Linked DNA regions of Homo sapiens: all the other regions are linked to region 3. A link is a loop called in an ENCODE intact Hi-C map of the cell type or tissue named here. Cell type or tissue: mammary epithelial cell. All regions are shown on one strand. Each heading gives the region's core, and the rest is flanking DNA. Links, peaks and the distances in the headings are about the cores only.

Evidence for each region. A loop is a pair of places that touch in the nucleus more often than their neighbours do. Peaks named below come from ENCODE experiments on the same cell type or tissue, not always from the same donor. Only the 100,000 strongest peaks of a DNase experiment are listed, where the experiment ranks them.
Region 1: it touches region 3 in a loop (4-fold over the local background); 14 of 110 quality-filtered maps call a loop at or near these places.
Region 2: it touches region 3 in a loop (9-fold over the local background); 5 of 110 quality-filtered maps call a loop at or near these places.

What each region holds. Positions count from the first base shown.
Region 1 is chr18:48,332,012-48,342,696 of GRCh38, reverse strand. It overlaps ZBTB7C (zinc finger and BTB domain containing 7C), which reads left to right. Exons shown (of 5, transcript NM_001318841.2): 2 at 4,299-4,523. Among named protein-coding and RNA genes, the nearest start is that of ZBTB7C, 72 kb to the left of the region's middle. RefSeq lists enhancers at 7,127-7,627, 7,628-8,128. In mammary epithelial cell, for the core only: CTCF peaks have their summits at 1,979 (motif pointing left) and 6,163; no DNase peak of the experiment used is centred there.
Region 2 is chr18:48,033,339-48,044,023 of GRCh38, reverse strand. ZBTB7C (zinc finger and BTB domain containing 7C) reads left to right here. Exons shown (of 5, transcript NM_001318841.2): 4 at 2,901-4,124. The coding sequence starts at 2,917. Among named protein-coding and RNA genes, the nearest start is that of SMAD2, 110 kb to the right of the region's middle. In mammary epithelial cell, for the core only: a CTCF peak has its summit at 6,213 (motif pointing left); no DNase peak of the experiment used is centred there.
Region 3 is chr18:48,405,248-48,415,932 of GRCh38, reverse strand. It overlaps ZBTB7C (zinc finger and BTB domain containing 7C), which reads left to right and starts at 6,550. Exons shown (of 5, transcript NM_001318841.2): 1 at 6,550-6,707. RefSeq lists a silencer at 5,382-5,761 and enhancers at 7,032-7,649, 7,650-8,269. In mammary epithelial cell, for the core only: CTCF peaks have their summits at 3,371, 5,055 and 6,037; DNase peaks (open chromatin) are centred at 5,502, 6,052 and 6,582; H3K4me3 peaks cover 3,224 bases; H3K27ac peaks cover 1,293 bases.

The DNA of each region.
Region 1 (10,685 bases), core at 1,259-9,258, 73 kb after region 3:
TTAACAAGCATCCTAGGCTTCAGGGGGTTGAGGAGAGGGGAAGAAAAAAATATTCCATTTGTATATTTTTAATCCATACACATTTGAGCAGGCAGTGGCTTTCCCGTCCCTCCTGCCGAGGGTTGTGGGGAATTGATTACACTCTCTAGGTGCAGGGTAATCCTTTCTCTTCCCCTAACAAGGCTGGAGGGCCAGGGAGGGGTTCGGGCGATGTTTCTGGGGACGATGGCCGTCTCAGCTGGCTGCCTCCCGATCCTGCCTGCCCCCAGCCCTGTCCCTCCTGGCAGCCTTGAAAATCCTGGCTGGGTCTCCTGTGGCAGAGAAGGCCTGGGAACCTGACTCTTTGTGCCAAGCTCATATTTAGAAATGTCTCCAGCCAGACGTTGGCATCAGTCCCACTTGGGCTCTGGGCAGGGGGTGCAGTCACATGTGCTGCCTTTGAGTGGGCAGCTTCTGAGTGGGCAGCAGCCCACTTTGAATATAAACACAATCCCTTTATGCAGATGAGCTGGCATGGGAACCTGTGCTCCTGGGCACTGGGAGGGGGCAAGCTCTGGTAGACAGTTGGGAGAGGGAAGAAAGATGTCACAAGGCTTAGACTGGGAAATATGATGTCGGGGGAGGGGTCCCAGCTCCCTGATCCCACCAGCCCCTATCCAGTTTCTGCACCTCTTTCCTGGGTGCCCAGGGCACTGTCCCTGCCTGAGCCCCACAATGGCCCTGATGGACCTTTCTTTTCCTTTCTACATCATGCATTCCCCAGTCTGTGGAACGAGAGTGAGGCCTTGGAGGGAGGCCCCCCACCAACGGCAGGGTTTCTCTCCATCTCCCCCTCAACATCTCCAGATCACACTTGTAAAATGTGGCCCTGGATGTCACCATCTCTGAGGGCTCTTTCAGCATTGACAGTGAATCATTCCACAGTTTCTTGCTCATTTTGTGTTCTTTTCCATGGCAGTGCATGATGATGGGTGAATTAGACCAACTGATCCCGGCTTTGAATAGTAGGCCTCTAAGGTAACAAGCGGCATGCTGTAGCCCTGTGAAAACTCTCCTTTCTTTTACAACAGCTCCTTTAAGGAGAGTCATTCACTCATGCCTCAGATGTTTAATGAGCACCTACCAAGGGCAGGCCCTGTGCTGTCACCAGCCCTACAGTGGCGAATAAGACCTATCTCGCTGATGGGTGATGGGGTGGGAGCCTGTCCGCTCTCCTCAGATCACACCTCTGCAGGTCTTCCCTGGGGACTGAAGTGGCTTCCTCACTAAATTCAGCTCCCTGGAGAGGAGGCTGCTTTTCTGCAGCTAAATCTTCAGAGAGAATCCAAATGCAGCCACAGGCCTTGCCTCCTACAGCCTGAGACCGAGCCAGGGCTACATCCTCAGGCCCCTGGCAGTTCCACCTCTCCTTATCCTATCCTTCCTTCCTCTGCCCACATCTCCGGGGGAAAAGAGCTCCAAGAAGTAGTCAAGAAGGCTGAACAGATATTGTCTTTGTATCTCCTGGGAACAACATGATAAATCCAAAATCACAGAATGGATGGATGGAGGGGTAAATAAACAAGTGAGCAAACGAATGAGGAAACAAACAGAAACTCAGTTCCAGCTCCAAAGGAACTGAAAATTCAGATGAAAAGAAATGGCTTGTAGAGTGGTGGCACTGTGGTACTGAAGGGGGCCCTTGGGAACAGACTCACCTCCTTCTTTTATGAGAAAGGAACCGCAGGCTCAGAGGAGGGGGGCTGCCGCAATGCCTGTGACAGAGTGCAGAGGTCAAAGAATGGCGAGATCACCCAGGGTGGTGAGATCCAGAACCAAGTGCAAGGCTGCCCTAAGTGTCCCTTGTCCTTGGAAAAAATTGCCTTTTCATATGGTTGGGAGTGGACGGTGCAGTTTTTCTTTGAGGGTTAATTGTTTTGCTGACAGCACAGATAATTAGGAATGAGAATCCCGGAGTGAGGGCGACAGCACCATCTGCTGTGAATATGTTTCAACCCCAACTTGCAGGAGAGCTTGGAAGAGCTCCTATCCTCACCCTCCCCACGCCAACAAAAATGAATGTGCTGTAGCTGTTTGCCTCTGGGGCCACAGCTGCCAGGTGACCTGCAGCCAGTCGGGGTGGGATGGTGACCGGCTTCTTAAGAGTGTAGTTTCTTCTCCTTCCCCCATGGCATCTTCTGCACATAGCAGGGCTCACTGAAAGTCCCAAGGCTGAACAAGGATCCATGGACAGCCTGGGACAAAGAGCGATGATGCCAGGGGCAGATTTTCTGCTCTTCCCTGAGCCTGAAGTCTGGAGATCTAGTCTTCTGTTGACTAGAGGTGGGCACTTAGGGCTGCACTGAGCTACATGGCTGCCATTAAGGTTTGAAGTTATTTTCCTGCCAAACTCTATGGATCTGCTACCTACCCTGGGTTTCCTGGCCTTTGGCCTATGTTACTTGTTCCAGAAGGAGGTTGGCCCTGCCTTTCCTTGCTAAGTAGGAATGTCCTAGGTTGTGAGTTTCTCTATGTCATGAGAAGAGCTGCTTTGGAATCAAGCAGAGAATCCCATTGTCCAGGAGCAACTGAGATCTTTCGTCAAATGGGCAGACTTCTATGAGTTGTTTTCATTTTTATTATTTAAGAATATATTCCACACATAGAGTATATGAAATGTATATGTGCCTTTTGGAGATAATAATAGTTGTTTTGCTCTTTCGAAGGGGCTTCTAACCTCTGTTGCTTTGCAGAGAAGTGACTTGGAGTGTGAGCTGTAGAGGGCCAAGTTGCTGGGAGGCTCAAGGTCAGCCTAGCCTCTCCCAAAGCAGTGGCTGTTTATCGCAGCCAATTTCTTTGTGCCTGAGCCGCTCCTGTTAACTAGGAGCCTCCACATTCTTGTCTTTCTTATTTATCACTCTGTTATCTCTGTGCTTTCTCCTCTTCGACCCTCCTATGAGGGAAGAATCCAAAGGCATGATTGTTCTCCTCTTCTCCCCATCCCCCCATAGCAGGGCAAACAGGCCAATGTCCCCCTCCTCCTTCCCATTCCCACTCATCCCCCACCCCTGAGGTGACTTGGAAGGAAGATGAAATTAACCTAGGGCCAGGGAGCTTGCTGGAAAGAATGATAATTGGCTGTTTCATTTACTTACGGTGTGATCTTTAGCAAGCTTCTCAACCTCTCTGTGCATCTGTTTCCTAGTCTTTCAAACACCCCTCCACAGAGCTACTGAGAAACTAAATGGATCCCCAATGGATGCAAAAGCAGCTTGAAGAGAGTCTAATCATTATATATGTGTCCCTTCCTTCTTTTGCCACTCTCACTCCTATCTCTGGGGCTTCCCCTTGTCTGCAATGCTGGGTGTCCCGATGGATGTTCTTCGTCTGCCACGGTCTCTTCTCAGCAATGGCCCACTGAGGCCTGGAGGAGCCCATGGTTGGGGTGGAGCTGAGAGTCACAGCCAGGTGGGTACCCCAGGAGCCTACTCTTTTCACCCCCAAGAGATGGGGGCTGTGCCTGCTCAGAGATGCAGGGCTGTAGCCACCTTGGACTTGTCCGGAGATGGGCAGACCTCCAGGCTGGGGCAGGCTGCTTCAGCCAGAAGGACTTTGGCCCCTCCTGACACAGCATAAGGCACAATCTTGGCTATGAAATGTGATGGCTCTGTGGAGCCGGTGTCTCTGTTCCTCATCTCAGCAAGGTTTGTGTTTCCACTTTTGTCTCTCACTCTGAGATGACGAACTATGAAAAGATGTTCATCATCAGCCATAGGTGGGGTGTCCTACCTGGACCCCCCCCCCCCAACAAACTACAGAACACCAGAAGCCTTGCTTGGGAGATCTGGGATAGAAGAGTTAAGGAATGTTCCACATAAACGTGTCCTTGCACTTCTATATACATCTCACATGCGAGAACATGCATCTCCTTTCTCTTTCCTGGGGTGATGGAACAGCGTGAGGTTCTGTTGGTCAGTCTGGGCTAAACTCTGAACGATGGCTAGGGTTTGGATGCAGGATTAGAAGGTGAGTCTTTCAGGCAGATGAAATGAAATATGCTGAGGTAAGAAAGGAATGAAGGGCGTGTGTGTGCATGTGTGTGCGGTGTGTGTGTGTGTGTTGAGGCCTGGGCCTGGGTTGGTGGGCAGGACACTGTCAGTGAAAACCCTGGATGAGATCGAGTTGGTATAGTCATGAAGAATTGCAGGCCCTAATAATAAAGAGAAAGAGAAGGATGGCTAGAATTTTCGAGAACAGCTAAAACCTGGACATGTGTTTCTGGCCCTGGTGGGTGATGGAGCCCTCTGTTCTTCCTGCAGATCCCCTCTGAGCAGCTGGGAGCTCAGAAGCTCTGTCCAACCCTGAGGAGTGGGTCAGCCACAAGAGCAAGAAGTGATGGCGTGGAGTCCACCCAGGGCCTGAGGCATGAGCAGAATCCACGCCCATTAGACCTGGAGCCTGGGCGTTTGGGGCTGCACTGCTGGGGAGATCCAAGAAGAATCAATGCTTTGGCCCCTGGTGACATGTACATGGTGTAATGACAGGTAATGAACCTGAGGCTTGTCTATCCTTTATGAATGATATGGCAGGTAGGAGAATATATCAGCTTGCAGTAAGCATAAAATGTCAACCTGTGGGAAGATAACTATGCAAACAAAGCACACTAAGGCCTGATAAGATGATAGATGGATGCTTTATAGTTATTAGTTTCTGCCCCATGTGCTTGCTGGAGCCAAGCACTGGAAGATTTAGCATTAGATGGGTTCACTTCCTATGCCTTATGGGAAGGCCTGATGCCTTTATGGACATAGCATGTCGTATTTGAGGAGCTCAGAGTAACAAATCAAGAAGTCATTATTCCCCATCAGCTTCTGTGGGAAACAGGGAGTTCATGCCAGTGGAGAAACAGAGGGAGCGAGAAGTGAAGAAGCTCTTTCATCGTGTCCATGATGTGTGAGGAATAGACCTGGAGACCTCAGTGGTTGGGAAGCCTTTAGGTCTGGTTCAGATATGTCAAATGACAGGTGTGGTGATGGATGAGTCCTGCTTGTTAAAAACAGAAGGCTTTTTGTCTTGCCATTCTTTCAAGAATGCCCAGGCAATTAGCAGATGATCAAAGGTGGATGAGGTAATGAGTAGGGGTCTGGAGAGGACAGTAGGGGCCTGTCAGATACCTTGGGTCTAGCAGTTGATTCAGGGAAGTCAGCCAAGCCTGGAAGCATCAAGCAAGTCTCTAGGGCCTAGAAGGCAAGGCCTTGAGACTAGAAGGACAGGGGCCAGCCAGTAGGCTGGAGACCCCAAAGGTGGGTTCTGATCCAATGGCACAGCCTGTTCCCATGGATTTTCTGGTCTTTGCTGTGTGCGTCATATGAGGTACCACCCTGGCAACTTCCACCGTGGGGAAAATGGTAGGCTGGGGTGGAGGCAAAAATAGCTTGGGGCCTTGGGAAACTGACCAAGGCAAGGGGAGAAGGGCCAGTGGCCTGGGGCAGGAGGCCCAAGAGGGTGTGGTAAATTCCTTTTCAGTACAGGCCAGTGTCAGGGTCCCCAGGGTCAGAGCCAAGGGATGGGGAGGAGCAGAACATTAGGACTTCTGGGTGGCCTTGTTCTAAATTAGGCAGAAAGGATAAGTTGAAGAAGGAATCTAGAAAGCTGAGCCCAGCTCTAGGAAGTGGATCAACCAAAGGTGCTAGGTGGGCTCGGAACTGGACTCCTGTCTATATAAGGAAATGGAGAAAGAATTGAGCTCCAGGGTCTCTGGCAAGGGGTAGTCAGGGACTGGCTATGACTGGAGGGGCTGAGCTAGGGAGCTGGCTTAAATATGACCTGTATGTACTGGCCCTAGGCTATCCCCAGACCCCACCTCTCAGTGGGGCAAGTGGTCTGTACTTCTTGGACTTGGCTGGGGACCTGGGCAGGGCTGAAGCTGGGGAGCATCCTGGGGGACTGGGTAGGGGCAGAAAATATCCAATCCTGGAGGTAGGTGGGTGAGGACTTTCAAGTTTGTAGTCTCAGGAGGCTAACGGGCAACATGCCTCCTGATGAAGACCAGAAAGAGCCAGGGACTGGGTCTGTCAAGCGCTCTTCTCCTATGTTACTAATGTTTACTGATTACCTGTTGTGCACCGAGCACTGTGCTCACTGCCGGAAATGCAGAGAATGAGCTGCAGTTTGCTTCCACGGGAGGGAGTGTGGAGCCTGGTCAGGCCTCTGGAGGCTTCAAGCTTCTATCTTCAAAAACAGGGACGATACTATCTCACTCATAGACTAGTGGGGAGAATGAAATAAAGTAAAACATGTAACACACTTAGGACAGCAGCTGGCACCATAATAAGTGATCGGTACATGTAGCTTGTTTCCGTGATTCTGCTTTTGGAGAAGCTCACAGTCTGGTGGGGGGTGAGAGCCAGGAAGGCTGGGAGAAGTGCCTTCTAACTTCCAGGGATTCTGACTGCTAACAGGGTTGGGGGCCTGGGCTTTGAAAACTGGTTATCAGAATTTCTCTGGCCACAGAAAATGTGGTTTTAGGTGGACCCTACCACTCGGAAATGGTGACTGCATTTAAGTGCTTTGGCAGTTGCTGGGCACACAGAAAGACTGGAGGCAGGAGGGGTGGGTCCAGGAATTTAGAGAAGTGTTGAGAAAAGAGGACATTCTCCGAATGCTTGGAGAGTCTTGACTCCTTGTCTTCCAACTCAAGGGGAGGGGTGTGCAAGAAGCCAAGGCAAGACTTGTGACCTGGAGTGAGGTGGCCCAATAGCCACTGGGGCGGGCTTCAGATGCAAGCCACGTGTGTCATTTTAAATGTGGTAGTAGCAGCATTTAAAAAAGTAACAATAAGCAAGTGAAATTAATTTTAATGATATATTTCATTTCACTCAGTAGGTCTAACATATTATTTTAACATGTAATTAGCATAAAAATTATGAATGAGATATTTTACATTCTTTTCATACAAAGTGTTTGAAGTCTACAGTGTATTCTGTACTTGTAGCACCGTCTCAGTTTGGACCAACCACATTTCAAGTTGGCTAGTGGCAACTGTGTTGGATAGCACCAATCTAGACTCTAGAATATCTTGCCAAGGAGCACCCAGGGGCCAGGGGTATCCTGACTAGACATCAGGATTTACTATGAAATGTCTATAACGAATCCCTGGGGACATTCTCTTGAATAATAAGAGATATCTTGAATCACTTATTCTAGATGGTGACTTATGTTCTCTGGAACCAGCCCTGACTCCAGGTCTCAGCAACTGGATTCAGGACTCTGCCGCTTGCTGGGTCTAGGACCTTCAGGCGGTTCCTGAAGGTCTCTGAGCCTCAGAAGCTTCCCTGAAATTGGAACTAATAAATTCTATCTTGCTAGGTAACTATGAGGACTAAATAAAATAATGAATAATTGCCCCGTGACGATCAATTTCAAGAAGTAATTCTTCTTATTTTCCTAAATCAAATAAAAACAAATTTGGGTTTTCCTATTGGCTAAGTTTGGCAGAAAGTTTCCTAACTGGCATTTCTGTAGTTCTGTCTCCACTCTCCCTTTGCATGAGAACCGGGCCACTTTGCAGGCCAGCACAAATAAGGAGGGGTGAGGCCTGGGCCTTAGCCCCTGGTGGTGACAGCTGCCTGTGGTGCCCCTTTATCCAGACCTGTGTGGTCAGCTGGAGGAGGCAGCCCCCTGCAGCCAGCTGGTGCTCTATCTATGCCAGCTCTGCCACAGGGGAAGCTAGAGTGCCCAGGCCACCATCTCTAGGGGGCCGACAGCACCGAGGCACTGCACTCCAGTGGAGTGAGGGTTGCCAGCCACTCCAGGTCCCAAGTCATCCCACCTCTCTTGGGATCCAACCCAGGGATCCTTCTCTAAAAGCTCCATGTCCTTCATCCCTCTGTCTCCTGCCTCCCAGCCTCAGTCTTTGAAACAAAGGCCTGTTCCTACCTTACCATGTCCCCTTGCTTTTCCCAGAAAGAAAAATTCAAATAACTTCCCCTTAGGGTAGGGAGTTCAGATCTTATTGTCACGAAATATGGCTGTTCTTTTTGGGACTGGAGGGAGTACACATTTTATTGTCCTGTGAATGGCAGCTCTGGCCACTGCCCTATGCCCAGCCCCATCTGAAGAATGAGTTAAATAGCGCCTGCCTTCTGGGTTTTTTCAGAGCCTCAAATGAGATAGTGTATGTGAAGGTCCTTTATAGAGTTATCAAATGTTATTGAGACTCTTAGTTCCCTACCTGGGGGTGTTTTCGGGTCTGGGAGCTGGGTTTGAGGCTGCAGATTTGATTTAAAAGATGCCCCTTCTCTTGGCATCTCATGGCAGATGGTGCTGCCATAGGACTCAACTAGGTGTTCCCATGAGGTGCTCCCCCTAGGTGCTCTATCCCCCGGGGTGAGTGCCTCTGAATTAACCCCTTGCCTCCTGTTCTCCTTTGGGAGAGGGGAAGGATCTGGGTGTTGGTGGCAGCAGTAGGTTTCCCTGACATCTTTACTTTCCCTCAGCCTGTTGTGTGTGGGGGGTCTCTAGCCAATCCTCCTGAGTTTGGAATCCACCTAGATTATTGTGAAAGCTCATAATCCATCCTTCCTGGGACTTGGGAGCATGCCATGGATCTAAGTAAGTCCTGTAGGTCCTCCTTGCCTCCCTGGCTTGGGTCTGGTGAGGATTCTGTGATAGGGAATGGGGGCTCCAGGCAAATCCCATGTCCTCTGGGCCTGGCGTGGAGGAAGTAGGATCAGGAGGTGCAGGTGGGTGACATGAAAAGTAACTGGGCTTAAGCTGCACTGGAATCAGGGCAAAGTCTGCAGGATAAATGGAAATTCTCTGGTCCTGGGCATTGAGACAGTGTTTTCAAGGTTGGGTCCACATTTGACTGTGTGTGGTTGGGTTAATGGGCCTTTGATGCTCGCTGCAGTGGTATTTGGGTCACTCGTGTTGCTGCCTGCCTCTCTAGACTGGAGAGCCCCCGCCCCCTTTAGCAGCTGGCTGCTGCTTCCTGCTGGCTCTCCTGGGCCCCAAGCTCTCAAGGCTGTCACGAATCCTAAAAGAGTCCTTCAAACCAGTGTCACTGTGACTTAACATCTATTTCAAAAGATGATCTATGGCACATTTGGAGGACAATGCAGAGGGGGGTGTCACAAACTCAAGCACATTTGGATAAGGTTATTGACCTGGCTTTTTCTTAGTTTGCTATGTGACCCAGTGCAGTTCTTTTAAGTTCCCCAGACCTTAATGTTCTCCTCTATTAAATGGGCATGAGAGTCTGTACTGCAATGATTTAATCCTGTTTCCAGGTGTACATGCGCTCTAAAAGTAAAAGGTGCTGTGGATCTTACTTGCTAAAGATTTGAGAGAATTATGGCAACACTCTTTCCTCACCGAGTCTGGCAGTGTATAAATTCTGTTTCTTTAAAATTAGTATCTTTATTGCTTCCTGGGAGCCCAGGGGGAACAGCTTCTGCTATATCACCTTAAGTTTTGCAGCAGGGAGAGGAAGAAAGCTACATTGCCCTTGACTGACAACCTTCATATGAGTATTTAACAATTTTAATTTTTCATGATTCTTCTGATAAAAATAGTACCCGACTAAAAACAAATACATTTGTATTTTCCATCTCCTTAATTAGTTTCTAATTTGGGGGTTCTTATTAGCTTAAAATCATCTTGCTGAAATGGTCCTTGGATGAAAAAAAAAGTGAAAACCACAATCAATTCTAGAGAGATCTTACTATTTAATTATGCTGATTGGAGCACTAGAGACCCCTGGTAAAACAAACCTCTCAGAATAAGCTTGATTTGTGTAATTTGGTTTTTAAAAATTTGGGATGCATATTTATCATGTTCGACTATGTGTTGTTGCTCTCCTTGAGATTCTGACTTGTCTTGTAAGAGATGAGGGGAGGAAGCCATGGACTGTTGAGACCCTGGGACTTTAGCTAAGCCCATGGAGTCACTGGTAGGGGCTGGCCTGGAGGGAATACGAGGTCCCTGGCTTGCCTGGTAATTGGAAAATGGCTTTTCTTAAAAAAAAAAAAAAAAAAAAAAAAAGCAAAGGAGAGGTAAAAGGTCACCAAAAAACAGACTAGGAAAGGGTAAACTGATAGAATTTTGGAACTGAATGGTAGGAGAGCATCTTCCATGAAATCCTAGAAAATTAGCAAATCCTGGGTTATAGATGTATTTAGAACCAAATTCTAGAATATAATATAACTTTGGAGACACTGGGAAGACCTAGTTGCTCAAAAAGATGTGCCTCCCGCCATCCAAACCCCCAAATCAATTTATGCTTTGCTACAAGTGGGACAGCCAGCTGCCATGTGAAAGGGAGGACACTGCACCGACCATAATGTTTTCTTGCCATGAGGCTGAAGCTAATGCTGATAAAGTGATAGCTCTAACTACCAATTTCTACCTGAGCCAAGGACTTGTGGAAGGCCATCACCAAGTTCAGACCAGTGGGGAGCTTCCCAGGACCAGTAACCTTATTTCTTTCTCTAACATGACTGATGTTCAGGGGGAAAAGGGGATGGGGAAGAGGGAATTGTTATAGACTGAGAGAATCTTAATAGATGCACCAACCAAATGCAATCGATGAGTCTTGTTTGAATCCTGATTCAAGCCAACCTACTGTAGAAGGATATATTGGAGAGAATTGGGTTAAATATTAAGGAATTAGTGTTAATTTTTTAGGATGTGTAATGCTGTGACAG
Region 2 (10,685 bases), core at 1,280-9,279, 370 kb after region 3:
TCCACATCCTCCCATGCTGGATCCTTCTCCTCTTCTAGGTCTCTGCTCAAATGATGCTTCCTCAAGGAAGCCTCCCCTGTTCACCCTGGGTAAAGCGCCCCCCTCCTCTCCTCCCTTACAGCTCTGTGGTAGATAGCTGGATGAGAGATGGAGAGAAGCGAGGAGATTGATTAGTGGCTTTAGGTTGTTTCCCGTCATTTGCTTCTCTTAGACTTTTTCTTTTGAGATACTTATCGTTTCAGCTACAGTTGTAAGAGATGATACAGAGACATCTCATGTACCCTTTACGCATTTTCTCCAGTGGTAACATCTTGCAAAACCATAGTACAATATCAACCAGGATATGAACACTGGTATAATCAATATGCAGAACATTTCCATCACAAGTATCCCTCCTGTTGCCCTTTTATAGCCACACCCACTTCCCTCCCACCACCACCACCTCCTTAGTCCCTGGCAACCCTCATCTCTTCTCCATTTCTATAACTTTATCATCTCAAGAATGTTATATAAATGGAATCATGCAATATCTAACCCATTGGGATTGGCTTTTTTCACTCAGCGTAACTCCCTGGAGATTCATCAAGGCTGTTGCACATATTGAGAATTCACTCCTTTTTATTGCTGAATAGTATTCCCTGGCATGGATGTACCACAATGTTTAGCCATACACCTTTGAAGGATGTCTAGGTTATTTCCAGTTACTCACTATCGTGCACAAAGTGACCATGAACATTTGTGTATGAGTTTTTCATGGACATAAGATTTCATTTCTCTGGGGTAGATGCTCAAGAATTCAATTGCTGGGTCATATGGCGGTTGCATATTTTGTTTTTTAAGATCTGCCAAATCATTTTCTAGAATAGCTGTACCATTCTACATTCCTACCAGCAATATACGAGTGATCCTTTTCTCCACATCCTCACCAGCATTCGGTGTTATCAGTATTTTTTTATTATTTTAGCCACTATCCTATGTATGTAGTGATGTCTTATGATAGTTTTAATTTGAATTTCCCTAATGGCTCATGATATTGAACATCTTTTCAGATTAGATGGCTTATCTGCCATCTGTATACTCTGTTTGGTGAATCTTGCTGTACATTTTTATTGCAGTTGTTATGTCCCTCTAAGCTCTGTTAGAGCAGAGGCCTTCTTGATTTGTTCTCTGTGCATCCCCAGAGTACAGTACAGAGCCTGGCACAGGGAGACTACCCAATAATATTTAGAGAATGAATGCATGGACTGCCAGGGTCTCTGGCCCTTTTAAAGATGAGAAGGTGGGAAAGCAGTGAGGCCTTAGCTCTGGGAAGCCTCCTGAACACCTGGCCAGTGGGATTGCTTAGGGAACGCCTGGGCTGCCCCATGGTGGAGGAGAAGGTGAGGGCAGCGGAGGGGCACCCAGCATCCTCCATGCCTGCTGCCTTCCCAGTGCCCACTCACACTTTATGAGCGTATACTTCTCACTCCTCCCCTCCCCCTGCCTCTGCCTTCCCAGGACAGAAACATCCAGAAGATAAATGTGTAAGGATCTCCAGAACTCTTCCCACTGGGGCGTGGGGCTTTAGGATTTGTTTTCCTTTTTGTTTTCTCCCCACTTTATTTGTACCAAGATAAGGGCCAGGGCTTTGCTAGGATTTATCTAGATGAGCCATGTTGAAGCTTTGCTGTAAGTAGAAGAGCCCTATGAAGCTTGTCCAACCCACCTTATTTTATTGTTGTTGTTGTTCTGATTTGTTGTTTGTTTTGTTTTAGGCTTTTAGCAGCCTGAAGCCATGGTGTTTGTTTAGTTTCTGTCTCTAGTGATAAGTGGAAAAGAGGGATGAGGAAGGGGCTTTACTGGCCCAACCAGAAACTAACAAACAACCCATGACTATATTCTCTCCTTGGACGCCCCTACCTGCCCTGGCAGATGCCACATTTTGTCCCAGTTGACTGTGTTCACCTGGGCTGTGAGCTGTGCTTCCTGAAAGGAAGGGATGCCAGTTGTCCCCTGTCGTGCCCTGCTTTCTTCTGGTGGCTGCCACTGGCCATACTTTATGTATAACATATACAATGATAAGGTGTCTCAGAAGACGCTTCTCACCACAGGGGTTGATATTTTCATGAGGCTGACAGAATTTAGACATGAAAAATTAACTAACAATGTACTTGAATTTATATTTATATTGCATTATATTTATATTGAATATTGCATTTATATTTGTATTGAATTTAAATATTTATAGGTGAAATCACTCTCAGATATACACATATAGGAAGTTAGTGTTTTTTTTTTAAAAAAAGGATCAAGATTTACAAATGGAAGGAAACTTCAACTGCAATGAACGAGTAAGGTCAGGAAGCAAAACATACCACAAGGCCCCCATTTACTTGCTGAAAATGGGCCACGAAATTTGTTTTAAGCTTCCTAGTAGCCAGTGCAAAGTGTAAGTCTGTTACAGAATCAGAGGATTTGTGAGACAAATCAGAGCATCTTCTCAGCAGAAGCACTGAGAGGTCCTTGCCCCACAGAGGTGGGTCCTGTTCCTGCAGCCAAGGCAACAGCTAGGTTCATGAGGCTTTTCATCCTGCAGTTGTATTCTGCAACTGCATGTTGGCAAAGTGGAAATCAGTAACACCAAGCCTGAGAGAAGGCTTGCAGCCTTTGGTGAGTAGCTGACACCAGCTGCCCAGTGAGAAGCCTATCCCTAAGAGTCTTAGGGGTCCAGAGAAAAGCCCCAGCTTGTAAGCCAGGCTGTGAATTGCAGGTGAGATTTGGCAAGGCTAAGAGGTAGGAGGACTGGCCTTGCAGTGGACAGGGAGCCCTTATGCCAAGGAGGTGGCTCAGAGTCCTAGAGTTGAGACCCCTCCTGGGGCCACGCTCACTAACCCAGTCTTCTTCTCTGTGTGTCTCTGCAGGGCTCTGGCTGAGAACATGGCCAATGACATTGATGAGCTCATTGGCATTCCCTTCCCCAACCACAGCAGTGAGGTCCTGTGCAGCCTCAATGAGCAACGGCACGATGGCCTGCTGTGTGACGTGCTCCTGGTGGTGCAGGAGCAGGAGTATCGGACCCACCGCTCCGTCCTGGCTGCCTGCAGCAAGTACTTCAAGAAGCTTTTCACAGCCGGCACCCTAGCCAGCCAGCCCTACGTCTATGAGATCGACTTTGTCCAGCCTGAGGCTCTGGCTGCTATCCTGGAGTTCGCCTACACCTCCACGCTCACCATCACCGCTGGCAATGTCAAGCACATCCTCAACGCAGCCAGGATGCTGGAGATCCAGTGCATCGTGAACGTGTGCCTGGAGATCATGGAGCCTGGGGGGGACGGGGGGGAGGAGGATGACAAGGAGGACGATGACGACGACGAAGATGATGATGATGAGGAGGACGAAGAGGAGGAGGAGGAAGAGGAGGAGGATGACGATGATGACACGGAGGACTTTGCTGACCAAGAAAACTTGCCTGACCCCCAGGACATCAGCTGCCACCAAAGCCCTTCCAAGACAGACCATCTCACAGAGAAGGCCTATTCAGACACCCCCAGGGACTTCCCTGACTCCTTCCAGGCTGGCAGTCCTGGCCATCTGGGGGTGATCCGGGACTTCTCCATCGAATCTCTGCTAAGGGAGAACCTGTACCCCAAGGCCAACATCCCCGACAGGAGACCCTCCTTGTCTCCATTCGCCCCGGACTTCTTTCCACACCTCTGGCCAGGGGACTTCGGTGCCTTTGCCCAGCTGCCTGAGCAGCCCATGGACAGTGGGCCACTGGATCTGGTCATCAAGAATCGGAAGATCAAGGAGGAGGAGAAGGAGGAGCTGCCCCCACCCCCACCGCCACCCTTCCCTAATGACTTCTTCAAGGACATGTTCCCTGACCTGCCGGGGGGGCCTCTGGGACCCATCAAGGCGGAGAACGACTACGGTGCCTATCTCAACTTCCTGAGTGCCACCCACCTGGGAGGCCTCTTCCCACCCTGGCCCCTGGTAGAAGAGCGCAAGCTGAAGCCCAAGGCCTCTCAGCAGTGCCCCATCTGCCACAAAGTCATCATGGGGGCCGGGAAGCTGCCGCGGCACATGAGGACCCATACCGGGGAGAAGCCATACATGTGCACCATCTGCGAGGTCCGCTTCACCAGGTGCGCATGGCAGCCCTCGGGTGTGGGGCACGGGGCCAGAGGCCATGGGGGACAGCAGAGTTGGGCAGGGAGGCTGGCGGTGGAGACAGAGACCCAGATAGATCCCACACACATGCAGGCTCGTGGCTAGCAGGGGTGCTAGGCATCACCTGGTGCTGTGACTTTCAAGCCCTTTTTAGGGGCTGCAGTATTTTCTCAGATACAATATTAGGTGGAAGCCCATGACATGAAGCAGGTAAGAGCAGGGCTGTTCTGGCTGGGAAGGAAGTGAGGCGCCTCAAGCACCTTGGTTGCTTGGCTTCCTCTTCTCCTTCCAGCTGTAAATTTGTGGAACCCAGTTTGAATGGATGGCCCTCCCCAGATGGAGTGCCGCCCCTTTGTTTGATTTGGAGAAGCAGCCACTGACCTTTATTAAGCATATTCTGCATGCCAGGGGCCGTCCTCGGCACCTTAAGTACATGCTTACCACAGCTAGGCCCTGGGAAGATGGGGAGACGTGGTTGACTTTGTTTATGACACATCTCCCAGTGGCTAGCTGACCAAGCATGTGTGCAGCTGGAAAATGGCAGAGCTGAGACTGGAATCTCAGCCTCTGTGTAATAGCAAAGCCGGTGACCAGTAGACTGCAGAGATGCCTGTAGGTCCTCTCAATCATTTTGGGGTCAGACCTAAAGGCTGGGCCTCTTTTTATGTTCTCCTCTTTGCCTTTCCATTTAAGGAAGGGGGACAACTTTATGCTGTTATAAAATTTGAAATTTGAAATCAATACATTATAAACCTTTCATCTTTCATAGACTCTGTCCCATTCAGCAAACATATGTTATATGCCTACTCTGCACAGCAACTTTTGTACTCAAAACTGATTGGCGGGTTGACGTGGGGTCAGATCTGCCCACTGCCAGCTTTGGCTAGGCCTCACTTTTGGAAAATACGGCCCATTGGTGCTATCTCTGGTTCCTGGTGTGAGGCTGATCTTTTCAGCCATGTCCACAGGTGGGGAGGGCTCTGGTGGGTGGCCTGGCATCAGGGTTTGGTCATTTCAGTGTATCCTGTGTGTACAGAGCCTGGCGATGCCTGCCCTGTGAACATGACTTACTAGACTAGGTCCCTTCCCCACCCTGCCACTGTCCCTCTCAGAGAACTCACCTTGAGAGACCCACACTTGTTCCGGTGGCGGTGCTGCTGCCCCACTTCCTCTTGGAGATGTATCTTTGGGAATTGGTGGCAGCTCATTCTTTTGATTTTCCTCAGTGGGCCCAAAGCTTTGGCCCAAGGACACAGTGCAAGGTTGTGAATGAGACTGGATATCAAATCAGGGACTATGCTTTTCCAGGAAAAAAAAAAAAAAAAAAGATGAGTCCTCTAAAGTCATGAGACCTGTTCTTCTGGGTTGCTTGGAAACTACTGGAAGTTGCCAGAGAAGAGTTTCAGAAATCCATTCAGGTGACACTGGTGTGGCTGAAATAGCTCTGCAGGCTCCTCAGGGGACTGTTTTGAAGGAAACACTGATTATTTCCAAGGTGGCCTTGGGGTCCTGCTCACAGCTGCTTCTGTGAGGGGAACCCCAGACAGCATCTGTCCCAGGTGCTTCCAGTGACAGTAGAGGGAGAATCTGCAGGAGCAGAGGGGAAGGGCCTCACAGACCCAGGATGTGTTCCCTTGCCCTTAGCAGTGAGCTAGGCCAGCCACCCGGCAATGCTGACAGCAGGGCGCCCTGCTCCTGTTACTCCCCAGAGCAGATGGACCCAAGGTTCCTGAGATTCACCTCCCCTTGGATGTCCCTCAGTGACAGCCCTGCCACCCCAATGCCACCGTGGGTGATGCTGCCCCCTACCTCCTCCTGAATTCACCTTAGCCCCACAGAACCAGGCAGAACACCTGAACAAGGCTTGGCAAAAGCACAGGAATACCGAGGGAGATAAGCCAGAGCACCGTGTGAAAGCCAGATTCAAGTACAGCTCACCCATCTTCACGGGGGGCCTGGCTTCAGCCCGAGAGTCCCAGCCCCTGCATATGACTTTAAGGATGCCAGGAAGCTCTTCACAGGCCAGATCAGGAAAGCCAGCCATGTTATCAGCCTGGAGCGCCCTCTCCTGCCAACGCAGGCTCTGCCTCCCTAACTGCCCATGCCTGCCCCCTTGGCAGATGGCTAACAGGAGCACCTCTCCCTTCAGGGGAGACCGAGGCTGGTGACTCCAATTCCAAAAGGATCTATCTGTGTCTCAGGATATCGCACGGTGGCCCTGCTGGCACCCTGAGACCCCATCTCCCTTCTTCCCCACTCCCTTTCCTCTGGGCCTTCCCCACGCACAGCCTTCTGTGAGGTCCACGCCAGGTCTGGACAGTCTGTGCACCCTGTTTTAAGGGAAGGTTTTAACCGTGCGTAGTCACTGCAGACAGACTTCTCACCCTCTGGACCCTGGGACATTCTCTGGGAGTGGGCGTCCTGGTTTGGGCAGCAGTGCTGTGTTGTATAGGAGGGTGACATTCCAGGTTCCTCCCTCCCAGCACATTCCTGATGGTCACTTGGGGTGGCCTCTCTGTCTGCAGTCCCCACTCCCAGCCAGATGATAGGCAGTGGGGCAGCTCTGGTCATCCAGCCATCTGGCCTTGGGTTCCTCCTGCTCCAGAATGACGGCCATCTGGCCCCAGGCCTGTCTCCAGCTGAAGCTGCTGCATTGCAGCCCCCTCAGCACCCCCACCACTTGTTCCCACTGGTCTCTGACCCTCCCGAAAAAGATCAGACAAGCTCTTGGGTCCTTCTCTTCCCAGGAGGAGAGAAACCCCGAGCTGGGGAAAGGCAGGGTGGAGGAGATGGCTCCAGCCTGCCTCCCTTCAGAGGCTTTATTGCTCACTGTGGGCTGTGGCTGTCCTTGTGGGACACTCCCCACTCTCCTCCCCCTCACATTCTTCAGAATCACTGGGCCTTTGCTTCTCACCCCATCTCTGGAACTGCCCGGCAAGGATTCTTTTCCGTGCTTGAAGAGCCCCAAGCGTGGTCTGTCCAGGTTGAGGTTTTCCTGTAATTCTCCCTGTGGCCAAGGCTCCCTGCAGCCTTTCCACGGGGACCTTATTTTTGGCTGAATTCCCCAACGCGATTCCTAACACCTGCCCCTTCCACCTGGAAGCTCTTCAGCAGCCACTTAGAGCAGAGACGGCTGCCTCGTTGACGCAGAATTCCCAGACTCCCTTCCAAGGCCACGCCACTTCCTGAGACTGGGCCCTGTCATGTCACTCTTGTCCCCGCAGCAAGGACCCAGACATGCTGCCCTCAGGTCCTTCTCTCGGACATGATTTCCATTTCCCCTTCTGGAACCCGAGTCTTTCCTTCATCACAGCTGAGCTTCTGCCCTGGCAAAGCCCCATTTCCTCCCTCCTTGATGTTGGGAAGAGCTCAGGGTCTTGTGACACCCTCCCCGCCCCACCCCATGGGGTGCTGGAGAGGCCTGCCCTTCCCCTGCATGGTAGCCCTTCAGCCCAGGCTCTGAGTCACAGCCTCCCAGATGCCAGCTCCCAGAATGTCCACACCCCACGGGGACGTACTAATGACCTCAGCAGCCACAACCCAGGGGGAGGACATGGGAATCCTTCCAGCAGAGCCCCTTCACCCCTAAGGCCCTGCCTGCTGCTGTCATTCTGTGGGTCTAGAGAGGAGGGACAGAGGCCGCCCCACAATGGTATTGTCTGTTCTTTGGTGTCAGGAACCTCACCTCTGAGGCAGCTCTAGATTCCAGCCAGTCCTACCAGGTGTCCCACCACTGATCTGTTCCAAATATGAAATCTCCCTAGGCAGGGCCTCAACGGCATCAACCAAACTATTTCTTTGGCCCCATGCTGTCCCTTCCTAGCTCTGGTCACCCCATAGCCACTTGGGCTCCCTTTGCCTGTGCACTCCCTCGGTTTAGTTCAAAGACACCGTTTTCCTCCTGGGAAAGGCTTGTGCCTGTGCTGGCCACAGAGGCAGCTCCTGTCCCTTTCAGGTCTGACTTGGGACACAGAAACAGCTCCAGGTCATAGGGCAGAGGCAGTCTGGACCAAGATTACCTTAGATCCTCTTCATCAGGAATCCTTTCCCTTCTCTTCCCAGAAAGTCTGGAAGCCAGGAGCCAAAGGTTAGGATGGCAGGCTTCGGCCAGAGGTGATGCCTAGGAAGGGCCTAGAAGAACAGGGAGCATGTGATCTCAGGAAGATAAAGCATTTGTCTTCATGCACAGGGACACTGCTATGCTTGGTGGGTATTTTCCCTGCCCACGGACATCCCAGGTCCAGGTGGCCCCCGCACACCTTTTTGCCCCATCTGCAGCCATCACTGCCAACTGGGCCTGGCCCTGGGCCCTGTGAAAGCCTGTGCATCTTCCGCCTCTTAATTCCCACCACATGGGTCCTTGATTGCAGGCCATAGAGACTTGCCCCTTGCCTCCCCCAGCCCTTCTGTTAGTAGCTCCTAGAGAGCATGGCTGGCTGGTCTCCCTCCTGGAGCCCCTGCATCCTGTCACAGCCTGGCTCCCAGAGATGCCCCAGCCATGCCTGATGGGGACAGTAGTGAAGGCAAGAAACTGCAAAATGAAAACAGACTGGCCCAGAGACAGCAGAGGTCCCATAGAGCACACCGTCCTGGGTGGGGATGGACGACCTCTGCACCGCAGTCACTCTCTGACAAGGCACGCTTTCCAGTTCCGCTGAACCCCGAAGGCTGTGCCTTTTAGTCTCCACCTGCCTCCTCCAGTGCCAGCCGAATGCTGACCACCTTTGTGCCCCCACAGCTGCCTGCTCTCCAGATAAGCCAGCAGCCTGGCTTTTGTCTTCCCTCTATTTTCTTTGTAGTCCTCCCACTCCTGGCAGCTCTGGGAACCCTATTAAGATAATGTAATGGCATTAGCAGTGGTAGCAGGAAGAGTGTGTCTCAAACCATCGGGTTACAAGAAGTCCAGGTAGAGGCTGCTGGGAAAGCATTATCCTGATTGGGAGCCTTTCTGGAGGCCACAGACCTCAGGCCAAGGCCCCACAGCCCTTTTCTTTGATTCTGGGAATGAGCTCATGAGGACTCACATGACTTTCCCGACGATGAGCTCTCCAGGCTGAAAGGAGGCATGTAGACCGAGGCTTGGGTGCATATGTCCTTGGCTGTCCCTGATGCAGAGAGATGGAACGAGATGGCAGACAAGGGGACCAGGGCCAGAGGGGAGCATGTTGGATTTGTAGTCGGAGAGTTCTGAAATTGGCACCACTAGTCAGTCACCAAACGCGCAGTGAGCCTCCTCTCTATCTACATTCAGTGTTGTGTGTTGTGCAGAGTACGAAAGAGCATCCCACAGGTTCTCATCAAAGCAGGTACCAGAACTCCATGCCACGTGCAGGGAGGAGTGCTGGGAGGAGGAGGGCTGGGAGGAAGAGGGCTGGGAGGAAGGGGCACCCTGGCTCTGGGCTTGGCCTTCTGGGAGGGCCCTAAGGATAGAGCATCAGTGTCCAAGCACAAGACATGCACACACGGGGAAGGAGCCAGGGTTTACAGGGCATCCACCCTGTAATGTGGTGGGCTGTGCACTGGGGGACCGGCAGTCCAGTTCATACCTGCAGGTGTTCAAAGATGCAGAGTTGCCCAGAGTGTGGGGCAGCGTACCATGGGGGGCAGGCAGGAAGCTGGCAGAGGAGATGGCAGTGAGCTTGTGAAGAGCCCAGAAAGCCATGCTAAGGGGTAAGTGAGCACACAGGCCATTGGACAAGGGGGCCTTGGGAAGTTTTAAGTGGAACTGCCAGACCTCCATTCCTACAGAGAAGTAACTAAGAGCTCAGCTCTTGAGATTCCAGCTAGAACATATTCCAGCTAAACTCACGCTGCTTCCACAGGCAGATTGAATATGTGAAGCAGCAAGGAAGCCAGCCAGCCAAACAGACTCCAGAAGGAGATTTGGCAGAAGCCCATTACCCAGATGCATACACTCATGGAGCACTAGAGGCCCCAAGGATGCAGCCCAACCCGCATTTTAGAGATCAGGAAACTAAGGCCCAGACCAGGGAAGGGAACTGATCTAGTTCTTGGAGTGTGCCCGGCACCACCTCCAGCTCCAATGCACGTCACAGTATCCACAGGAAAGGTCAGTGTAAAGAAGGAGGCTGTGTGGCCCTAGAACACCATTCCCTCTTTGGTCCTTTCTTTCCTTATCTTGGAAGTAATTAGATCAGTGTTTTCAAGGTCCTGAGAAGTGTACTGCTAATAGTGTCACTTACTGGGCCCACTGACTCAGACCATGAATCAGAATGTGGTAAAGTATGCCTGGTAAACTAGATGATCCTCTGAAGTTTTTTCCAGCACTGGCTTATCATGAGCTTTGCCTACTCTTCCCACCCCTTGCCCCCATTCCCACAAATGTCTCCATTAGGGAAAGCTCCTGCCTAGGGCTGAGTTCCTCCCATTGGCATACCCCAGTCTTCTGGCCACAGAGGCAGAAAGCTGGCTACCGGTGCCCTCTCTTGATTGTTCTGGTCTGCCCTTTCTGCAGCAGTCCTCTTAGGCCTCAGGTTGGGAATCCCTGCTGTGAAAATCCATCCTTTCTCATCCCC
Region 3 (10,685 bases), core at 1,152-9,151:
GAAATACAGTGATTACAGCCTAAAGAGCTTAAGAGAAGACATAGGTAGAAGATGTGTGGTTTTATATTATTCTACATAATTCCAAATGGTAAATTTAACATGAACAGAGGTTAAACCATTGGTAACCCCTTCCTGCATACTCTGGCTAAGACTTGCATTTGAGGTCCTCATCTGCAAAGCATAGTCACCTTTGAGAGTCATCAGAAGCCAGTATTCGTGGACTGCTGGATTTATGACGCAGCATCATGAGCAATTGGTAGCTGGCAACTGCAGAGGCAAGGAAAGCTATATTGTTTCAATACAAACAGGTTCTAAAGAGCCACGACATTATGAATAATAACAGTGTTACTACTTTTTCTCAAGGTAGGAGATAGAAAGTTACTGAAGAATAGTGCATTTGACAACACTAAACATGAAAAAAAAAAAAAAAAAAGGAAAAATGGGTTCTGAACTAGAACAGAAAGAGAAAGTGCCTGGACATTACAAAGAATCTTTACTGGCTGGGCATGGTGGCTCATGCCTGAAATCCCAACACTGGGAGGCTGAGGCAGGTGGATCACCTGATCACCTGAGGTCAGGAGTTTGAGACCAGCCTGGGCAACATGGTGAAACCCCATCTCTACTAAAAATACAAGAATTATCTGGGCATGGTGGCACATGCCTGTAATCCCAACTATTTGGGAGGCAGGGGCAGGAGAATCGCTTGAACCCGGGAGGTAGAGGTTGCAGTGAGCCAAGATCACACCATTGCACTCCAGCCTGGGAGACAGAGTGAGACTCTGTCAATTAAAAAAAAAAAATTTACTACAAACTGGTGGTATTGACATAAATACATATTTTCTACTCATTATTCTAAGTCTTCACTGTTAAATCATGATACTTCATATGAGCCATGAATTTTGTGACACATTTTAAAATCAAATTTTTATATAGGCGGGTACTCTGCAACTAATATTTGCTTGGTTCCCTGTACATCCTGAATAAAAGCAGCCCTCTGTTCCTTCTACACAACCTCTGAGTGTGGCCAGGCCTCTCTGCTGAAAGTTTAATCACACCCTCAGCCTTGCACAGCTCTGACCAGGTGCTTGGCTGACCAAGAGCAACCCCATTGGGTCCCTAACTCAGTGATTCTCATTCCTTATTCTCACGGGAGGAGGGGAGAGGGACAATTAGACAATATAAATTCAGGGGAAGGAAGATGAAGGCAAGGAACTAACACGACTGCATTTTGCAGAAGTTGAGATAATTAGCAAATTGTGATCCTCATAGATTTAGAGTGAATTTTCTCCATCTCTGAGAATTGTCTTTGGAAGGAGTGTGTTGAAGTGTACATGTGTAGACACTTGGTTCAACAATTACTTGCTGAATATTTGGAAGAATACATAGGCATACCTATAACTCAGACAGCTGGGCAGTCTTGAAGGGGGCTGGACTTGCCTGTAGACCCAACCTTCCCTGGCTGGTTTAGCTGTTCAGCTGCACTGGGGATGCCAATGGTCACCATTAACATTTGTGTTGGTGACCAGCCAACTACCCCAGAGTGTTTCTTTAGGTGACTAGATGACTGAGGCTTAGGAAATGCATGTTTGAAGGAGGAAGGAGCGGGATCCCAGAGAAGTCCTTTCCTGAGATTTGGGGTTGGTTCTCTCCTGTGGAGAGTCATGTCAAAAGGTAGATGAATTGCCTGTGAGGCAAGAAGGTCTCCTGAAAGCTGGGGAGCCAGGTTAGAAGCAGGGGTGTACCATCAAGTAATCCTGTATGGAGAGTTCAACCCCTGGTTGCTCTTCTCTGGAATATGAGGGAAGTCATATCTCATGCACAGCTTCAAGTTGTCCAGTGTTACATTCTAATTCCCTTGAGCTACTCCAAACCCTTTGTGAAATCTGTTATCTAGTAGAGCCTTTGTAGGCCCTGGTGTGGCAAAGAAAAAAGAGGTGTATAGAAGAGGCATGGCCTATCTCCACTAGCTTCTTCATGGGGGCTCTTGGGGATGCAGCATTTTCTTGAGGGAGATGGTAACTGGAGTCTGGGGTGAGGAGCAAAATGGTGAGGTGGGTTATGGCTGAGCTAGGGACAGCAGGATCATGCTGGACACTGAGGAAGAACTTCAGGAGGAACAGAAAGTAGAACTTCCATATTCTTGGTATTTTCTAGGGGAAGCTGGCCCCTGGAAGGGAATGGTGGTTGTATGGTTGGATTACACATGTACTTTTTTTTTTTTTTTAATGATTAATGTTGGTTATAGCTGGTGAGTGATTACAAGTGAGTTTTGATTTTTCTATATTTTCTTTGGCCCTTTTAAAGAAAATATTACTTTGACACTTGTAAAAATGGTAGGGAAGTGGTAGACTTTATTCAAGACTATTGCAATAGGAGTGTTGCAATGGCGGGGAGAGACTGGGCTCAACAAGGGGAAGTGGGGATTTATAGCCAAGGTACAGAGTAAGGGGGTCGATAGATGGAAAATTACTAAGAGGAGACATTAAGGGTAGGTGCATTCTTGCTGGACTAACCTAACAGGATTCTTGCTAAAGGCAGGCCAGGGTGCTCGGAGATCAAGGGTCAGGGGGGTTTTCACTAAACTAACTTAGAAGGATTCTTTCTACAACTGGACTTGGCTGGCTGAAGAGAGGGCCCAAGGGTGGGAGCCCAGTGGAAATGAAGCCTCAAAGGAGCCTGCCTCAAGTGTGGTCAAGGAGAAAGTCTTTGTCATCCCATATGGGCTATAAATGTATGGCCACTAAAATGAGAAAGAAAAATTAGTAAAATAAAAAATACTCTCCCAAGAGATATGATAACTAAACGCAATATGCAATCCTGAATTGAATCCTGCCTAGAATTTACTTATTTTTTCATTTTTGCTATTGGTGAGACAGTTGGTGAAATCTAAATATAGTTCAGACTAGATAATAGTGTTGTATCTATGGTTAGATCTGGATTTTGATTATTATATAAGAACGTCCTCATTGTTAAAAAACATTCACTGAAGAATTTATCAGTAAAGGAACATCATATCTTCAGCCTATGCTCAAACAGTTTAGAAAAAAAGAATATGTATATACAAAGAAACAGCAGGGTAAAGCAAACATGGGCAAATGTTGGCACATGGAGATTCTGGGTGAAGATATATGACAATTCTTTATATTATCTTTGTAACTTTTCTGTAAATCTGAAATTATTTCAAAATAAAAATTAAAAAACGAACTAAGAAAAAATAAAAAATATCATGCAAACTTAGGGACTGAGTCCAGTGCTACCTTTTCCAGGAAGGCACTTCACCCAGTCTGCCTTATGGTAGGTAATACACACCATGATTTCCTTGAATTTCTCTTCTGCTCTGATTTATTCAAAGCCTCTTCCCTCTTTCTCCTCTAGAGGCAGCATCGCAGGGGAGGATGCTCGTGAACTTCTGAACTCACGAACCTGGATCCAAATGCTGCCCCTGACACTACCCAGCGGTGGCAACATGGCCATTACCACCACTATTGATATCAGATTTTTCATCTATAAAACGGTTACAACAAAATATATTGCATACAGTTGTCATGAGAAACATATAGCAATGGAAACCGTAAGTTCTAATCTAGAAAGAGCTCTGTAAATGTTAATTCCCCTCTTTTTTCTTGAATCAGTCTTTCAACATCCTCGGGAAATAGGTAAAAATTTGATCCCAATTCTCAGATAATTTATTTAGAGTTTATCACCATAACTAATATTGACAATTTACAATGTGCTCTACAGTGCTTAATACACAGTAACCCCTTAATGAATGTTGTTCATGGGGCAACACTTGCCCTCGCCTTTTCTCACCCGACCATTCCAGCATCTCTATGGAGTAGAAAGGGACCTACTATTATCTCCCTTTTTACAGATTTGGAAATGGAGGCTTTAGAGAGTTGAATGACATGCTTTTTTTCTAGGATACATGGCTGATAACTGTTAAAGTTTGGCAGTAAATTCTATTAATTATTGCAAAGCAACGTTTACCATTGCACTTACATCCAAACTAGTACGTTGCAAATAAATCTTACAGCACTCACTGGATCTCCATGCTTACGCTATTCCATGAGCTAAAGCTATAGAACATCTACTTTGAGCCAGAGAAGAGAGGAGAAACTTTCTGATTTAGAGCCACATTTATATTAGAGTCTATTTACTATTTACTAGACTCTTTACTATTAGAGTCTAATTTACTGCCCACATCCCTCTTTTCTCAACCTAAATGCCCTTTTTATGGCTGTAGCTGCCCTCACCCCCAGAACTACATTTCTATTTCCTGCAGGTGTCTGGGCATTTGCAGGGCTGGGATCCTCTAGGTGCTCTCTAAATGCATCCGCATGCTTGGCATGAGGCGCAGCCAGACTTATGGCTTAGAAGCGGGGCCATATCAGCTGGGTCAGCAGCATTCCAAGTAACTGAAAACCCTTTAATGAAGGGAAGCAAGACAGGCAACTTAATTTAACAGAGAGACAAACCTAATATGAGAGGGCAGTGGCTGCCACAGCTGCTGAAAGCGAGATATATTATTTTGCCATTCTGGAAGCTTTAGCAACTTGGAAATCTGACATCCTGAGCCTGAACATACCTTAGGTTCCACGATAGACTATCCTAGATTTACATGTGCATTTGAATAGTTTGGATAAGATGGCTGTCCAAACTGTTCATTTGGTGAAATTTACTTAGTAGGAAAAACCAGATCTCTTTGGCAAATTAAACGTGACATAATTGTACCCAAACCCTACGTTTCAGATCCCTCTATTCATATCTAGTTTTCCACTCTTACATCCTATTCCAGAGCCCGTTTTCCCTTGTTTTCACTACTCCCAACGTACTATCTTGCAATGTGCGTTTATTACACGAATGAATGAAATGGTTTAAAAAAAAATCCCAATAAGTGATATTAGGAAGAGGCACCAAAGGTTCACAAACTTATTTTTGTGAATTCTGTAAAAAATGTCATCCAGTGTCTTCAGCATTAAAGGACACAGCAGCAGCCCCACTGCCCTTTTATTAATCCGTAGCCAGAATGGGCACTAGGCGGCCGGGATTCGCCATCTCGCCTCTCCTGGGCGCCAGGTGCGCCTCAGATAAGCGCAGCCGGGTAGGAGTTTGAGGACGACAAACTTTCCCGCTTCTGAGGGAGGAGCCCCGGAGAGGACCCGCTGACGTGCGAGGGTGCTGCCTCCGATGTACTACCAAGGAGGGCGAGGGTTCCTATGTCTGTCTGGAGCGCAGAGGGGTGGACTGCAAAAAGGTAGGAGGCAAAGCCAGCTCGAGTTTCCCCGGCCCGTAGCTGGAGGGAACATCTGCCCAAGTGTCGCCTCGCCCGAGAACGCTCACGCCCTCTCCAGGGCCAGGACCCTTCCTCCTCCCCTCGCACTGGCCCTTCGTGGCTTCCAGCACCGCTGAGCACTCGGCGTCCCAGCGAGATTCTCCTGCCCCGACAGACTCCGAGGGGGCGGGGCCCGGCGGGACGGGGCGGGGACAAGCCCTCCCCGGGCCCGCCCGTTGGCATTGTTGCGCGGTGATTGGACGCTTCGGAAGGCCGCCTTCCAGGCCGACCCGGGGAGTGACGGGCGGCCAGCGGCTGCTCCCCGGCGTGTGGGGTGCGGAGTGCGGGGCCCAAGGCTCCAGAGGGGTGGGGACTCCGGGCCGCAGCGCCGCCGAGCGCGATTGCCCGCTGAGATTCGGCGCCCCGGGGTGCGGCAAGCTTGCGGTTTCAGGTGCTGGCTAGGCGTCTTGGTGCGCTCGCTGGAGTGCCGAGAGCATTTGGGAAACTTAACTTCTCGCCCCCACTCCTTGCTCCCGACTTTCGGGTAGAAAAGCAGTTGCCGAGTTGTTTTATTTCCTCCCCCATCGGACTCTGTAAAAATAGCCGTGCGCCGGGGCGGCAGAGCCCATCTCTGCCGCACCGCTGCCCCGGGTCGGCAGAGCCCATCTCTGCCGCACCGCTGCCCCGGGTCGGGTGTGGACCTAAAAATACCCGGCGGTCCCAAGCCTGCGCTGGGGGTGCGGGCGGGTCCGGCCGGGCCGCAGAGGGCGTCAGGAGACCGGAGAAACGGCGGCCGCCTGGCCCCCTCGCCTCTGCCGGGGCTGTCCCTTTAAATCCTGGAGGAGGCAGAGAGAAAAAAGGAAAGAAAGAGAAAAGACGCGGAGCCCCGAGCGGTTGGTGGCGGTGCCCGGCCCCCCCACTCCGCCTCCGCGTCGGGTCCTGACTCCCGCCCGCAGCCTCCGCCAGTCCCGGGCGCCCCCCGCCGCGCCGCCCACTCGCCACAGTTACTGTCAAAATAGAAATTAGCGGAGCCGGGCGGGGGCTGCGGCGCAGCAAGTGCATGTGCCGCGCGGCGGGGAGGGGGCGGGCGCGAGCGACAGGCGACCGCACACATCCGGGCCCTTTAGCCCTGTGCGCCCCCCGAGCCGGCGGCGCGGGCGCGGGGCGCGGGGCGCGGGGCTGACAGCCGCGGCGCGGGAGGCGGGGCGCGGGGAGGGCGGAGGCGCGGCGCGGGGAGGGAGGAGCTGCCCGCTCGCCCGCTGCCGCCGCTCAGCTCCATACCCGCCGGCGCAGCCCCGCCACGAGACTCTGACAGCGGCGCGGCCGGCGAGGCTCGGGCGCGCAGGGACCGGCGGACACCGGCGGCGAAGGAGGACGCCAGGACTGCGTCCCGGAGCCAAGTGCGGGAGGCGCGCAGGGCCGGCGGCGCGCGGAGGTGAGCGGCTTCGCGCGCCGGGCTCGGGCGCCGGCTGCCGGGGTCGCGATCTCCACAGCACCTCGGCAGCCGAGGCAGTTCGGGAGGTCGCGGGGCGGCGGGCGGGTGGCTTTGCTTGGGCTGCGCCGGAAAGCGATTGCGGGGGCCGTTGCTAGGAGGCCGGCGGTCCGCGCGCCTTGGGGCGCCGGCTGGAGCAGGGGCGCCCTCCGCGCGGTGGGCAGGAGGCGGGGGGCTGCGGTGGCTATTCAGGGGCTCCGTGCGGCAGCCATGCAACGGAGGAGGCGGGAGGAGGGAGGGAGGGAAGGAGGGAGGGGAGAGCCAGCGGAGAGCGAGCCAGCGAGCGGGCGCCGCGCCTCCTGGCTGGCACCGCGGCCCGGAGCGAAGTGGCGCGCGGGGCTGGAAAGGAACTTCTGCGGGCGCGTGCGGCCCGGGGCTCGGCGGCGCCTGCGGGCCCGAGCGGGGCGGGCCCGTCGGCAGCCACAGGTGGTTTCTGCCAAAAGTTTTACCGCACTTCTGCCTGGAAGGCGCGGGAGCGTTTTGGTGAGTGACGTTTTCCTGGGACTTTTGCAGTCTCACTTCGCGCTGTCTTTTCTTGAAAATTGGAAAATGAGCTGGAAAGGCTGGGATCCAGCACCTCTCGATGAGATCTGAGCAGAGTACAGTCCTTGCCCGAGGTGTCGCTCATGCAGGACTCAAAGATCCTTGCTGCTGTCAAGTCGGGAAGCTGGGGGAAATGGGCGCACGCACACAGTTCCTCCAAGCCTCGGACAAGTGAAGCCGAGCCTGGCCCGGTGCCTGTCGCCGCGCGGGGTAGTGCGAGGTCTGTTCCCAGCGACACGCACGGGAACTGCGTGCGTCTTCTCTCAAGGTGTGTACGTCTCTTGCTCCGTTGAAAGCGAATTGTCTCTGGCCGCTGTGCTGCTTTGTTTTTCCGGTTGCTTGTCTGGTTTTACTAGGATGAAGGCCAGGAGGAGCCAAAGAAAAGCGAAGCGGCAGCTCCCGTTATCTTTGCAATCTGCAAAGCTGTGGAGGCTGGTACCCAACCTTCCGCGGCGCGGGCGCAAGGCCGAGGGGAGCTGGGGGTGGGTGGCGTGCGCTGCCTGTATGGGAAGTCTCGCTGGACCATGCGCAAGGCTAGAGCCGGAGTTTCTGGTGCTTCTAGGACAGAAAGAGGAGTGGGAGTGGGAAGGGAAGACCCCTTAAAAGAAGATATACTGTGCCCAGACCTGGGAGAGAGGCTCCGAGAAGTCCGGTGGCTTGGCCCTGTTCTTCATTGGCGGGGTTGAGGAATCCAGGGCAGCGAGGTAGAAACACCTCGGTAGGTCGTCCTGGGCTGAAAGAAATCATTATTCCCAGAGCGGGCCAGATACCCGGGTGTTGAAACTAGGTACAAAACTGCGTGAGAGGTGGAAACTCTCAGTCCTTCATTCTCCTTGGTCCGGTGGCTCCCGCTCCCTGCCCCCACAAGTACATGAGCAAAAAGCATGCCCTTTGCTTTATAGAAGGTCATAGGATTTTGAAGTTGAAAGAGACCCTAGAGATATTAGGAGCACTCATTTTACAGATGAGCAAACTCAGGCCCAAGGAAGGAAAGTGACCTGCTACAGTGGCTAGAGGCCCAGTGAGACTAGAAATGACATCAGCCTTCCAGGCAAGGGTGGAGAGACTTCCCTGGGCAAGGCCTGGTAGGGCTTGAGATCAGAAATGCCACCCCCACACCCCAAGCCCATCATGGCCTCTTTATCTGGTACTTTCTAAATCCATGCTTGCCAGCGAATGTGGTATATTTCCCGTCCCGTGCCCTTGGCTTAAAAAAACCAGGACTGTCACTGCAAAGTCCAGTCTGACACTATCCCAACTTTTCCTGCTCCCTCATTATCCCAAATTCCTCAAACTCCTTTTGTAACACAATGCAGCTTGATTAGCCAAGAAGAATTTGCAGCTTTTTTTCACTGAAGCACCCACTTTCCATAGGATGCCAGAACTCTGTTTTCCTGGTAATTAGATTTTACAGATATTTTTGAAAGGGAGCCCAATTTTGGATCAATTACACTTGGACACAAATGCTGTGCTGTTGTGGATACCAAATGAGAAAGATGAGCAATTATCTGGGGGTGTTGGAATAAATGTTGTTATGAGTATTTGACACAGCCATTAAACATCAATGAGTGGGTTTTCAGTAAATGTTTTTTACTCTGTATTTTATTGAGCAAACAAAGTGTCTAAATTAAAAAAGAACTACGAGTTGGCCACTTTGATTTTAGCCACTTATTTTGTACCAGTGTGTATGAGCAGGAAGGAATTGAATGATAACCAGAGTGATTGTTATGTGAACTTTTTCCTCCAAAACCATAATACTCTAGGGCGATGCTAGATTTCAGTCTATAATGTCATATACAGTCCAGCAGAATTTTATGAAAATAAGCTGGATGCAATGTGTGTCAATCTGTATTAGTCAGAAATGACTTGCAAGAGAGAATATTTTGTAAGTTTGATTGCTTTCAAGGACACAGAGTATCAAGAATTCAAGGCTAGTGCAGAGTTGCCGGGTATAATTCTTCTGCTTTCATGAACAGATAGAAATCAGTGCCCCCTTACTCCACATCTCCTGTGTTTAGGGGTCCTACAGAAGAAGTCAATGTCTGATATTCTGATAATAATACAGTGTTACGATGCCTTTCACTTTTTTTGCATGCTAATCTCATCAGCATTCCCACAAGATAGATAGTTCAGCTATTTGTTCATATTACAGAGGGAGAAACTGAGGCAGAGAGACGGGGAGAGTATTATTCCTATAACTTTTCCCACTGAATTAACATTCTCAGCACGCAACTTGGGCTTCCTGGGCTGACCAGGGTATAAGAGACCCCCTAGTAATATTACCGGCCTCTCACCCCTCTCCAGCAGGGGCGGTGTGAAGGGGGTATGAAGGAGTGGTGGGGTTGTAGTTACAGTTCACTGGAGGCTGTCACCAGGGCATTTTTGTTCCCTGCCCCCACCGAGGGTGGGCAGTTGTCCTCCCTCTCATAGCAGGCTGTGGGAACTTGGGCGCGGAAGGACCAGCTGGCTGAGGCTGGGGCGGGGGTGTGGGATCTGTGCCTGTGTAGGGCTGAAGGAGTCCAGGCTATTTATAACCCATCCTCCCCTCCTGGGAAGAAGAGACTCAAGGGTCTGGAACCATCTATAGCAGTGACTTCTCCCCAGGATGACTGTGTCCCACTGGAAGAAAACCTATCAATGAACCACACAGAGGGTACTGGAGTGAACCCCAGCCTGTGTGCGGCATCCTACAGGGAGGGTACCGGAGTGAACCCCGGCCTGTGTGCAGCATCCTACAGGGAGGGTACAGGAGTGAACCCCGGCCTGTGTGCAGCATCCTGCAGGGAGGGTACCGGAGTGAACCCCAGCCTGTGTGCAGCATCCTGCAGGGAGGGTACAGGAGTGAACCCCGGCCTGTGTGCAGCATCCTGCAGGGAGGGTACCGGAGTGAACCCCGGCCTGTGTGCAGCATCCTGCAGGGAGGGTACCGGAGTGAACCCCAGCCTGTGTGCAGCATCCTGCAGGGCTTCTTGGAGTGCCAGCTGCCCTAGGGGAATTTAGGACACAAGGATTTTCCACACTTTTATCTTATCCAAAAGGCTGAGAAACGATGGGTTACAAGGATTTTCTAGAGCCACCGTGTGTACTTTTTGTCAGATACTACTCTCCCATTTGCACAAAGTGAGGTACACCCCAGAAATCTCACAGGACAGAACTCAAGAACTCATTAACGTGAGGGTAGTTGGCTTTTCTAAATAATGACAACAATGATTCTTATGCAGGAGATTTTGAAAGTGGCAAATTAGATGTGGTTCCCTCTGACTCCAAGCTGAGTCATTTCTGTGTGGGGCTGGTCGAGGAGGTTTGAAGGCATGCATTCAAAGCTCTTTGCCTCCTCCCCTGACTCTGCCCCAAATAGGTCCCCGATGGCCCCTAACC